2 separate regions of the Mus musculus genome follow, and region 2 is linked to region 1. Evidence: chromatin loops called from intact Hi-C (ENCODE). Cell type or tissue: heart. All regions are shown on one strand. Each heading gives the region's core, and the rest is flanking DNA. Links, peaks and the distances in the headings are about the cores only. Region 1 holds the start of Ccdc173 (coiled-coil domain containing 173). Region 2 has its middle 12 kb from the start of Bbs5.

Region 1 (5,376 bases), core at 326-5,325:
GGGGTCGAATGAGGGTCGCCTAAGACCACTGGGAAACACAGATATTTAATAATAATAATTTAAGCATAATTCATACAATTATAATCATGAAGTAGCACAGAAAATAATTTTATGGTGCGGGTCGCCACAACATAAGGAACTGTATGTAATAAAGGGTCACAGCACTAGGGAGATTGAGAACCACTGTTCGAAAGCATCTCTCCTCAATACACAGCAGTTTTTCCAAGTGGAGCAATTCAGAAAGAGGCTGAGAGAAGCCAGTTTGAATCAGTCAGCTTGCAGAGGAGTTTGGGCCAGAACACCTGTGTTGAACCATCGAGGCCAGAGTTCAGAAAGAACTAGAAAGGGTGAGCTTATTCAGCAGTAAGCCTCCAAGACAACAGTTACATCTGGTGAATAAAAATTACTTTTACAATGTCCTTGTGTATGAATCAAATTTCCTAATGTTCCCACTGACCAGATTGTGTCTATCCTAGGGTGCAGGGTGGGGGTAGGGTGCTATTGCTACAGAACTCAAGCAAAACGTGAAGATAGTTCAAATTTCCAAGAATCTATTAGTTACCATGACAACAATTAAACTTGTGGAAAGACTTTGTTTTTAGAAGTCCTACTTGCTCACATCTTTGAAAAAAAATCAAATCTTAGGTCACTTTAATTGGTCACTTTAATTACCTCATTATCATTTTTTTTTTTTTTTTTACATTATCAAAGCATTTGACTAGGGGAGAATTTTAACTTTAGCGTGGAAAGAACTGAGGTTTTTCCGTGAGCTTTAGAAAAGATTACTCAGCAGGTCTGCAACATTATAAAGATTTTGATAGGTCAATAACATTTCCAAACGGCATTCCAAAATTTATTCAACGAATTACAAAGCTTAAGTGCCCCGAGTGTCTGACGAGTTACAGCTGGGGTAAGGCTCTAACTGCTGCCTTTTCTACCCCTATTCTACTCCTAGTCTATTCTTTCTACTGCTACGCTCCCCTAGTCCTCTTTCCTTTTTCCACTCATTCACCTGAAGGCCAACCTGCCTAACTTCCAAGGATGCTTGCTGGGACTGCTTTCGACTTGGTTAAAGCCCATTTCAAAAGGCAACCGAAGCCCTCACTTTGTCACCCTATGCTGGGGTTCTAGAAACAACAACCCCAGCTCCGGCACGGGCCAAGGCAGCTCACCTTGGCTTTCCTTCGCCTGCCCGGAGCGCCGTCCAAAGCGCACCTGCATCTTTAACAAAGCTGATCCCGCGAGTCCAGAGCAGGTGATACTACTTCCAAGCTGAAGTCAGCTACTGAGCGATAACTAAACCATTTGGTTGTTTAGCAACCACGCCGGAAGTGACGTCAGTCTCCAATCCAGGAACCAGGAAGGAGCCCTGTCCGCGGCTGAACCGAGGCCCGAAGCCCGGGTGTGCGCGTGCGCAGTGCAGAGCAGTGGGCGAGCCGGCGCTAGCAGTTCACCGGCTGCGTAAGGCACGAGAACCAACCGGCCGACGCTGGTGCTGATGCTGGCGGCCCGCTGCGACCCAGGCCTGGGTCAGTGAGGAGCCCTCGGTCCCGCTCGGCCGCTGCCGCTTTTCTCACTCGCTGCGCTAGTTTGGAACCGGCCGGTGTGCGAGTCGAGGCCCAGGCTGGGTGCGAGCTTCTACTCTGCGCCCCGCTGGCTGAGGTGAAGGACAGCCCTTTGACCACCGAGCCACAAGGATTAAAGGACAGAAAAGGTGTTTTTAAATGATTTGATTTATGAGGCATAGTCAGGACTATATGAGACCCTGTCAGTTGTTACGTAGGACTATTAAAACTTGAATGTTGTCCCCAGAACATTCGCGTTGATACCTTTAACATACATTAAACTGCTTGGTAAATAACTTGTAATTAGTGTACTTCGGGAACCAGTCAGTCTCTAATGACACAAAAAGTGGACTGGCACTTGATCTCAGCAGAGGCTCTCCTGACATATCGCTGTACAGCTGATTTCATTACTAAATTAAAGGAAGTGCGACTTTCAATAATGAACGTTCTAATGCATAGTTGTGCTATCTCTCCTCAGGTTTTCTATCAGAGATGTTCCACTGTAATAATGCTGGTAAGTATGGAAGGATTAATAAAAATTTCTGGAGACGGAACTTTTGTGTACTTGTGCTAAGCGAGTTGAAAGCTCCGCAGGGCTGGAAAGGTCAGGGATTGAACTGTCTTTGTAGGCCAACAGCCGCTTGCATAGTTTGTGAGGGAGCACGACGCCTAGCGAGAGATCGGTGAATTACACAGTGCTAGCTGCATCCCCAGCAAATTGTACCTTTCTCTTCCTAAGGCCCTCTTCCCACAAGATAACGCAGAGTGAGCAGGAAGTTCCTTCACGGGACAGAAACTCTGAGCTGAGGGACCTCACCACAAGGGACAACACAGGTGCCCTTTAACCTGTTCACTCTAGAGTTATCCTTGAAGCAACTGGGGCAGAGTATATAACTTAGAAGGCAGAAGCTGTGTAGACCACGTCTCTCAGTGAAAATTATCAGGAGTTTTACCAAATTAGTTACAAGTATTGAACCTCATAAAATATCTCAGTAACGTTCTCATATGGTCTTATATTTCAAATAGGGTCTCATATTTGACTTGAAACTCCCGATTGCAAGTGCCTTTTCCATACAAGTTGGTCTAGAACTAGTTTTTTTTTTTTGGGGGGGGGGTTGGGTTTTTTTTTTGTTGTTGTTGTTTTTTTTTTTTTTTTTTTTTTGTCTCGAAGCTCTTTTGCACCCTAATTGGAAACAGAATTTAAATGACTATTGAGATATTTTAAAAACAAAATCAGAAACAAACAAACAAAAACCCACAAATGACAATTAAACCACTCATTAAGATCTGGCCACTGTCCATAAACCATTTTATGCGTGCTATACTTAGTTATGTGTATGTTTGTATATGTGTTTGTGTGAGAGTAAGTGCACATGATTGAAGGTGCCCAAAGAGACTAGGGCTGTCAGACCCCCCTGGAGCTTCAGTTACAAGTAGTGATAAGCCACCAAAACTTGGATCTTCTACAAAAACAGTCAATGTTCTTAACTGCTCAGCTGCCTCTCCAGCCCCTTATTTATTTACTTCTTTGGGGTGTATGTGTGTGTGTACTCGAATGTAACAGCCATGGCATCTAGAGACATTAAGTCCCCTGGAGCTAAAATTGTCCCACCTGACTTGGGTTCTGAGAAGAGCAACATGGGCTCTTACCCAGTGAGCCATCTCTCCAGCCCTGAGAATACTGTTTTGATTTTGTTAATAAAATGTGTTACTGTGTGTGTATTGAGTGAGTGTGATGGTGTACTAGTCAGACGGCAAGCATTTGGAGTCCTCTTCCCCTGTGGGGGTGTCTTGAGGATCTCACACTGAACTTGTCAGACTCGTTCAGCAAGGGGTTCCCCATCCTCTCTGCTCACTGGCCCTCTTCACACTGCACACTTGACACTGCGTAACCGAAGCTGCGTCCAACAGTGCAGCATTATGTCTGCCTCAGCCTCCTGAGTGCTGGGATTACTGGTCTGGTTTTCAAATTTTCAAACTTTAGTAAAAGAGTTCCCTGGTAAATTGACATTGTTAAAAGTTGGTCTGTGAACTTCCTTAAGTTTTGTAGATTTCTATTTTAAGTACATCACTCATAGCTGAATATAAATAAAATAATAGTGTTTCCCTTTTAATGAGAAAAACTGAAATGATATTCAGTTGACTTCATACTTATGATTTTATTAATCAGATAAAATATTTTTATGGCATTCTTTTTTTAGTATTTATTCCAAGTATATATGTATAATCAAATTGTTTCTTCATTGCTAGTACATGTTTTGTTTTGTTTTGTTTGTTTTTTGTTTTTCGAGACAGGGTTTCTCTGTGTATCCCTGGCTGTCCTGGAACTCACTCTGTAGACCAGGCTGGCCTCAAATTCAGAAATCCGCCTACCTCTGCCTCCCAAGTGCTGGGATTAAAGGCATGTGCCACCACGCCTGGCTGTTTTTGTTTTTTGTTTTTTGGGGTTTTTTTTTTTTTATATGAAGAAGATGAATCTAATTAGAAAAAATAAATTTTGAACCTTTAAAATATTTCTATTAATTTTAGGAGTTAAAAAGTCTTTGTTCCTTTGCTGCATATCAGAGCAATTTCTCTGCATACAGAACTGGAGTAATGTTTACAAACAGCTGGCAAATTGAAGACTGCAGTGGCCTAACCTCTGTGCTGAAGTAGCATTAATTGGACTGCAAGTACCAGTTTGGGTAAGTGGTTTTAATAAAAAATATGTTTACAAGACAGGAAAAAAATCTAAAATTGAGAAAAAAATACTCTTAGATTAACTTTAAATGTGAGTTTACTTCACTCATATTCTTCTCAGCCTGGTCTGTTGAGTGAGTTCCCGGACAGCCAGGCTACACAGAGAAACTCTGTTTCAAAAAACCAACCAAATTTTAAAAATTCACTAATTTGTTAGGGAAAATTTTTCTTTTAATATGGTGCTGGAGATAAAACTGAGGTGTCGCACATGTTAGGCAGTCTCTCCCTCTGAACTATGTATACATCCCTAGAAAACTTTTTAAAATCATACTCTGTGAATCTCCATAAGGTATGTGTGGTAGTTTGAATATGGTTGGCCCATGGGAAGTGATGCTATTAGAAGGTGTGGCCTTATTGGAGGAAGTGCATCACTGTGGGGGTGGACTTTGAAGCTCCACCTGGTGTGGATGTGACCTTCCTCGGCTGCCTAGAAAACGGCCTTCTGTTTGCTTTTGGGATAGGATATAGTACTCTCAGCTCCTCCAGCATCATGCCTGCCTGGACACTGGCATTCTTCCCACCATGGTGATAATGGACGAGACCTCAGAACCTGTGAGGCAGCCGCCATCCCCAGTTAAATGTTGTGCTTTATAAAAGTTGCGTTGGTCATGGTGTCTCCTCATAGCAATGGAAGCCCTAAGGCAGTATATTTAATTTAAATGTTCTTTTTTGTGGGGGAGGGGAGGGTTCAAGACATGGATTTTTCAAGTAGCTCTGGCTGTCCTGGTACTCACCCTATAGACCAGGCTGGCCTTGAACTCAGATCTCTCTGCCTCTGCTGGAATTAAAAGGGTGTGCCACCACTGCCTAGTTAACTGAAATGTTCTTAAGTGATCAGTGATCATCAGTTTTGCCTCACTGTTGTTGTTTGGTTGGTTGGTTGGTTTTTGGTTTTTTGAGACAAGGTTTCTCTGTAGCCTTGGCTGTCCTGGAACTCACTTTGTAGACCAGGCTGGCCTCGAACTCAGAAATCCGCCTGCCTCTGCCTCCCAAGTGCTGGGATTAAAGGCGTGCACCACCATGTCCGGCTCGTCTCACTGTTATTTACTGAATTATTTGTATGTGAGAGTGA
Region 2 (5,376 bases), core at 255-5,254, 160 kb before region 1:
AGTGGTATAGGAGCAGGGAGGCTCCTGGTTGTGGTACTGGTTATGTGTCTTTTTATTATTAATTTTATTTATTTATTTGTCCATTTGTTTATTGGATTCTTGACAGGGTTTTTTTCTGTGTAGCCCTGGCTGTCCTGGAACTCACTTTGTAGACCAGGCTGGCCTCAAATTCAGATATCTGCCTGCTTCTGCCTCCCAAGTGCTGGGATTAAATGTGTGTGCCACCACCATCCAACTTACATATGTGTCTTTTACAACCACACATTTAAAAAAATGTCAACGTTAACTGGGTGTGCTAGTACATGTCTGTAATTCCAGCACCCTAGAAGTTGAGAAGGATGGCAAATTCTCAGCCAATGTGAGGTATGTAAGCCAGCCTGAGTTACATAGTGAGACTCTTTCTCAAAAATAGTCATGTTTACTGTGCGTCGATTCTTTAAAAATAAATATATGGAAAGGGAGTTGTGTAACCACCAAATGACTTAAGCAGCATTAACAGGAATCTAAAATCCACACACAATCACAAGCCTTCCACACACTAAAGTAATGAGATTTCATGTAAGGCTGTTTCTACAATGCTTACCCAGCTCACACAAAGCCCTGAATTCTACCCCAGCATCACATAAACAGGACATTGGCGAACATCCCTGCAATCCCAGCACTTGGGTGGCGGAGGCAGAAGGGTCCAAACTCCAAGGTGAGCCTCAGCTGCAGGAGACTCGATATCAAGAAAAGCAAGAACAAAAACCATAACAAAGACTGTGTCCATCACATCCGTTTTACTGGGACATTGACAAAATGAGAAGTAGCCAAGGAAGTGACCAAAAAACGGTTAGGGGATGCTAAGCCTGGGTACATTTAGCCTGGAGGGGAGAGAAATTTACACAGTAACCTATCTACTAAGTTAGGAAAGGTGCCCACTAGTTTACTGAGGCAGCCTGAGAAAAACCCCTAGCTGCAAGAAGACAGACCTCAAATCACTGAAGAAAGACTCTGGGATCATTCGAGTTGGGAATGACGTGCCTAGAGAGGCAGGGAGCTTTCTACTCCTGGGAATCACTGAGATTGTTCCAGCAGATGTTAAATAACCGCATGTCAAGATTATTGTTGGCAGGATTACTTCCTGAGTAGGAGACTGGTCTACTTAACCTCTAAGGTCTCAACCAACTCAATTCCTGTATCCTGCTTTATAAACGATGCTGTAAATCACCCTGGCCTCATGTGTGTCTCCAGCTCCCTGCGGTTCATTACCAGGCATGTTTATATACTGAGCACTTCCCAATCATCATGGACGTCAAACATAGTTCCAAAGAAGCGTCCAGGATGCTGCTTTATGCCGTCTCACCAGCCACGGGGAAGGAGAGATGCAGACAGTGAGATGGCTCAGAAGGTTATTGCTGCTCCATCTGGCAACCGGAGTTCAATCCCTGGAACCCACATAAAGGCAGAAGGAGAAAACCAACTCCACAAAGCTGTCCCTGATCTTTGCACACCCACTGTGGCACATTTGACCACACATCACCAAGCACACATTCACAGTAACAATGTATTTACTAAAATGTCTAGTGGATGAATAGAAAAAATTTACCCTGGTTAGGTGCTTGTGTTCTCTTTAATGTGTCTGTCTGTCTGTCTGTCTGTCTGTCTGTCTGTCTGTCTGTTTTAGACAGGTCTCACACAGCCCAGGTTGTCTTCAAACTCCCTGTGTGTCTGAGGATGACCTTGAATTTCGGATTCTGCTGCCTCCATGTGCTGTGCTCTGGGAGGATGATTCTAGTTCTCACTTTCTTTGTCTCTATTTCCTCTTTCATAAGGATGGCCTGAATTCAGGGTTCTCCTGCCTCCACTTCGCAGTGCTGGTACTACAGGTGTGCACACTGCACCTCAATGCTACTTTCATCTTTTAAAGTTATTATTTTAACTGAGTGAATAAACTGTATTTGAAGAAATGGCAACTACCAAAGGGGGTGGGGTGGACTATTAAAGCTAGGACAAAGTCAGTCCCTCTGCATGCCAGAATGTGTTGTGTAGTCCCTATGGGAAGCAGGTTAGCAAAGCAAGGGGTCTGTCAACTAGGTGGAGGCTCGTGCCTGTAATCTTATTACTGGGCAGGATGAGGCAGGAGAATTACAAATGGGCTATATAATGAATCCAAAGGCAGCCTGACTGGAGTGGGAGCCCATCTTTGAATGAATGAATGAGTGAATGAATGAGTGAATGAATGAATGAATGAATGAATGAATATTTAAAACCAATTTCCCTAGAATACACTAACATACATTTGCTTACAACTGCAGGATTGCTTTACTATATAAACACAGCAGAATTAATTTAGTCCCTGATCATCTGAGAAAATACAGAACAATATAATAAAGACATCTGTAAAAGAACCGGCATAGTCCTCACAAATGCTAGGTCTCCATAAACTCTCTGAATTCTATCTGAAGTCTGCTTGATGTAGTTAACAGTGATTTTTGCATTCCAGTGTATAATCAACACTCACTCCGCTTCGTAACTGCTGTCCTAAGAACTGGCCACACGGTGTCACTATTGTCCTAGAGAAAAACTTCAACGACGCTCCTCCCCCGCCACCCTTCCTGTTGTTTTTTTGTTTTGTTTTCTTTTGTTTTGTTTTTTTCCTGTGTCTTTTTTTCCCCCTTTAAAATTAGCATTTGGGGTGGCGGGGGTGGGGGAGGGGGTGTGGAGGGGGGAGGGGAGAGCCTGGAGAATTGGCGTTGAGGTTAAGAGCTCTTGTTGCTATTGCCGAGGAGCTGATTTTGATTCTCAGTATCCACACAGTGGCTCACAATCATCCAGAACTTCAAACGTGTTATAAAAATGTACATGCTGGGAAAACACTCATGCATATAAAAATGTGTGTGTGTGTGTGTGTGTTGCCCCTGTGTCAGAGGACAACTCTGTGGAGTTGGCACCTGTTTGTGAGTACTTCCCAACTTTTCAGAAGGGCTGGCTTCAAGGTAAGCACATTTTTTCGTACTTATTTTGCCAACCCACAAAGTCCTCTTAAAAGAACTAAGTCCTGCTCATGGTGTGAGAAGGAAGTGTCAAAAAGAGTGTTTCCTTAAAGTTTTGTGGGGTTTTTTGGGGGGAGGGGGAGTTTCGAGACAGGGTTTCTCTGTGTAGCCCTGGCTGTCCTGGAACTCACTCTGTAGACCAGGCTGGCCTTGAACTCAGAAATCCGCCTGCCTCTGCCTCCTGAGTGCTGGGATTAAAGGCGTGCACCACCACGCCCGGCTCCTTAAAGTTTTGAATTAATTAACCTCCCTTTAAATTTATTTTTATTTGTATGGTTATCTTTGCCTTCAGGCATGGCTGTGGACCATGTGCATGCAATGCCTGATGAGGCCACAAGAGGGCATTTGTTTCTCTAAAACTGGAGTTGACGGTTGTTAGCCACCATGTGGGTGCTTGGTGCCAAACCCTGATCCTCCGGAAGAACTCCAGTGGTCTTCCTCACTGAGCCAGCCAGTGTGCCCCCTCTCCCTTTAAAAAACTTTTGTTAAAAAAAAAAAAGTTTCTTTGTTTGTGGGGGAGAGCTTGCTCTTCTGGCTGGCATGGGGTAATTTTTAGTTGTTGGCCCTTCTACCATTTGGGTTATCTATATCAAACTTAGATTATCAGCCTTGGCAGCAAGTGTATTTCCCCAATACGATACCCCCCCCCCCCCGAATCCCCATTTTTTGTTTGTGTGTGTGTGTGTGTGTGTGTGTGTGTGTGTGTGTGTGTTTGAGACAGTTTTTGTTTGTGTAGCCCTGGCTGTCCTGGAAGCCCTGGCTTTCCTGGAACTCACTCTGGCCAGTGACCAGGCTAGCCTCAAACTCAAGAGATTCCCCTGCCTCTGCCTCCCCAATGCTGGGATTAAAGGCTATTGCCAACCTCCCAGTTATCCTTTTAATCGGCAGAAGAGCACTATATTTTTCTCCTAGGGGTTGTGTGGGTTTTTAAATAGAGATAATATTGACATAATTTGTAGCCAAGGCATAGGCACCTGTAGTCCCAGCTACTTGGAAGGACCAATTACAAGGAGGATCATTTGAGCTGAGACAGCAAGGCTAGCCTGCAATAAATACTGATGCATGTCTCTAAAAACAAACAAACAGGGTTAGCAAGATGGTTCCAAGCTGTGGTGGTTTGAATAGGTTTGGCCCCTAAGACACATGTGCTTAAATGCTTGGCCCACAGGGTGTGGCACTATTATGAGGTGTGGCCTTGTTAGAGTAGGTGTGGCCTGGTTGAAGGAAGTGTGTCGCTGTGGGGTGGGCTTCGAGATCTCCTGTATGCTCAAGCCAGGTCTAGTGTGGCATTCACTTCTGCTGCCTGTGGATCCAGGTGTAGAGCTCTCAGCTCCTTCTCCAGCGCCATGTCTGGCTTGAGGCTGCCATGTTTCCCCACCATGATGATAATGGACTAAACCTCTGAAACCATAAGCCAAGCCCCAGTGGAATGCTTTCCTTTATAAGAGTTGCCTTGGTCACAGTGTCTCTTCACAGCAATAGAACCCTATGTAAGACAAGAGCACATAAGCATTGGCTTCGCAAGCCCGACTACAAAGCAGGAGGTTGGCTGAGAACTTTCTGCTGCTGAACAGCTTCTTATAGTTACTTAGTGTGGGAAACCACATAACAGCCCTGTGTCCTGGTGCTGCTGGGAGTTATGTCTGTCTACTATTGCTAAGGGGAGCAGCACACAACCATCTTTGCATCATCTACCTGACCATGACTCTTCCTCTTGGGCTCCACGAGGTATAAGCAAAAACCCAGAAATAAGCATACAAACAGTTTTGGTTTGTTTCATGTATAATCTCATACCATAAAGGACTTCTTATTCCTTAACTTTATTTTATGTGTATGAATATTTGCTTTCATCTCTGTGCACCACGTGAATGCCTGGTGCTCTCAGAGGCTAGAAGAAGGCATCAGATCTGGAACTGGAGCTACAGATCATAGTGATGCCACTCTATGTGGTGCTGGGAATCAAACTCAGGTCCTCTGGAATAGCAGCAGTTGTAATCACTGAGCCATCTCTCCAGCCTCCTTGTTCTCACTGCTGTAAGATCTATTTATTTTATGTATGTGAGTACACTATCGCTGTCTTCAGACACACCAGAAGAGGGCATCAGATCCCTTTACAGAGGGCGTCAGATCCCTTTACAGATAGCTGTGAGCTACCATGTGGTTGCTGGGAATTGAACTCAGGACCTCTGGAAGAACAGTCAGTACTCTTAACCACTGAGCCATCTCTCCAGCCCTCTCTAACTGTTCTTGAGAAACAACCATTTCCCCCCTACCTGCAGGAACAAAAACATCAAACCTGCTCTCACTTTTACCAGTTTAGTAGAATAAAATCGAGCAAGCA

Evidence for each region. Peaks named below come from ENCODE experiments on the same cell type or tissue, not always from the same donor. Only the 100,000 strongest peaks of a DNase experiment are listed, where the experiment ranks them.
Region 2: a loop joins it to region 1, with 4 times the contacts of the local background. A loop is called at or near these places in 21 of 42 quality-filtered maps.

Annotation. Positions count from the first base shown.
Region 1 is chr2:69,788,243-69,793,618 of GRCm38, forward strand. It overlaps Ccdc173 (coiled-coil domain containing 173), which reads right to left and starts at 1,244. Exons shown (of 9, transcript NM_001077684.1): 1 at 1,173-1,244. The coding sequence starts at 1,221. It overlaps Phospho2 (phosphatase, orphan 2), which reads left to right and starts at 1,495. Exons shown (of 4, transcript NM_028521.2): 1 at 1,495-1,714; 2 at 2,044-2,079; 3 at 4,095-4,249. In heart, for the core only: a CTCF peak has its summit at 2,246; DNase peaks (open chromatin) are centred at 1,379 and 2,239; H3K4me3 peaks cover 1,680 bases; H3K27ac peaks cover 1,221 bases.
Region 2 is chr2:69,632,633-69,638,008 of GRCm38, forward strand. No RefSeq gene overlaps it. Among named protein-coding and RNA genes, the nearest start is that of Bbs5, 12 kb to the right of the region's middle. In heart, for the core only: CTCF peaks have their summits at 2,518 (motif pointing right) and 3,373 (motif pointing right); no DNase peak of the experiment used is centred there; H3K4me3 peaks cover 611 bases; H3K27ac peaks cover 642 bases; H3K27me3 peaks cover 254 bases.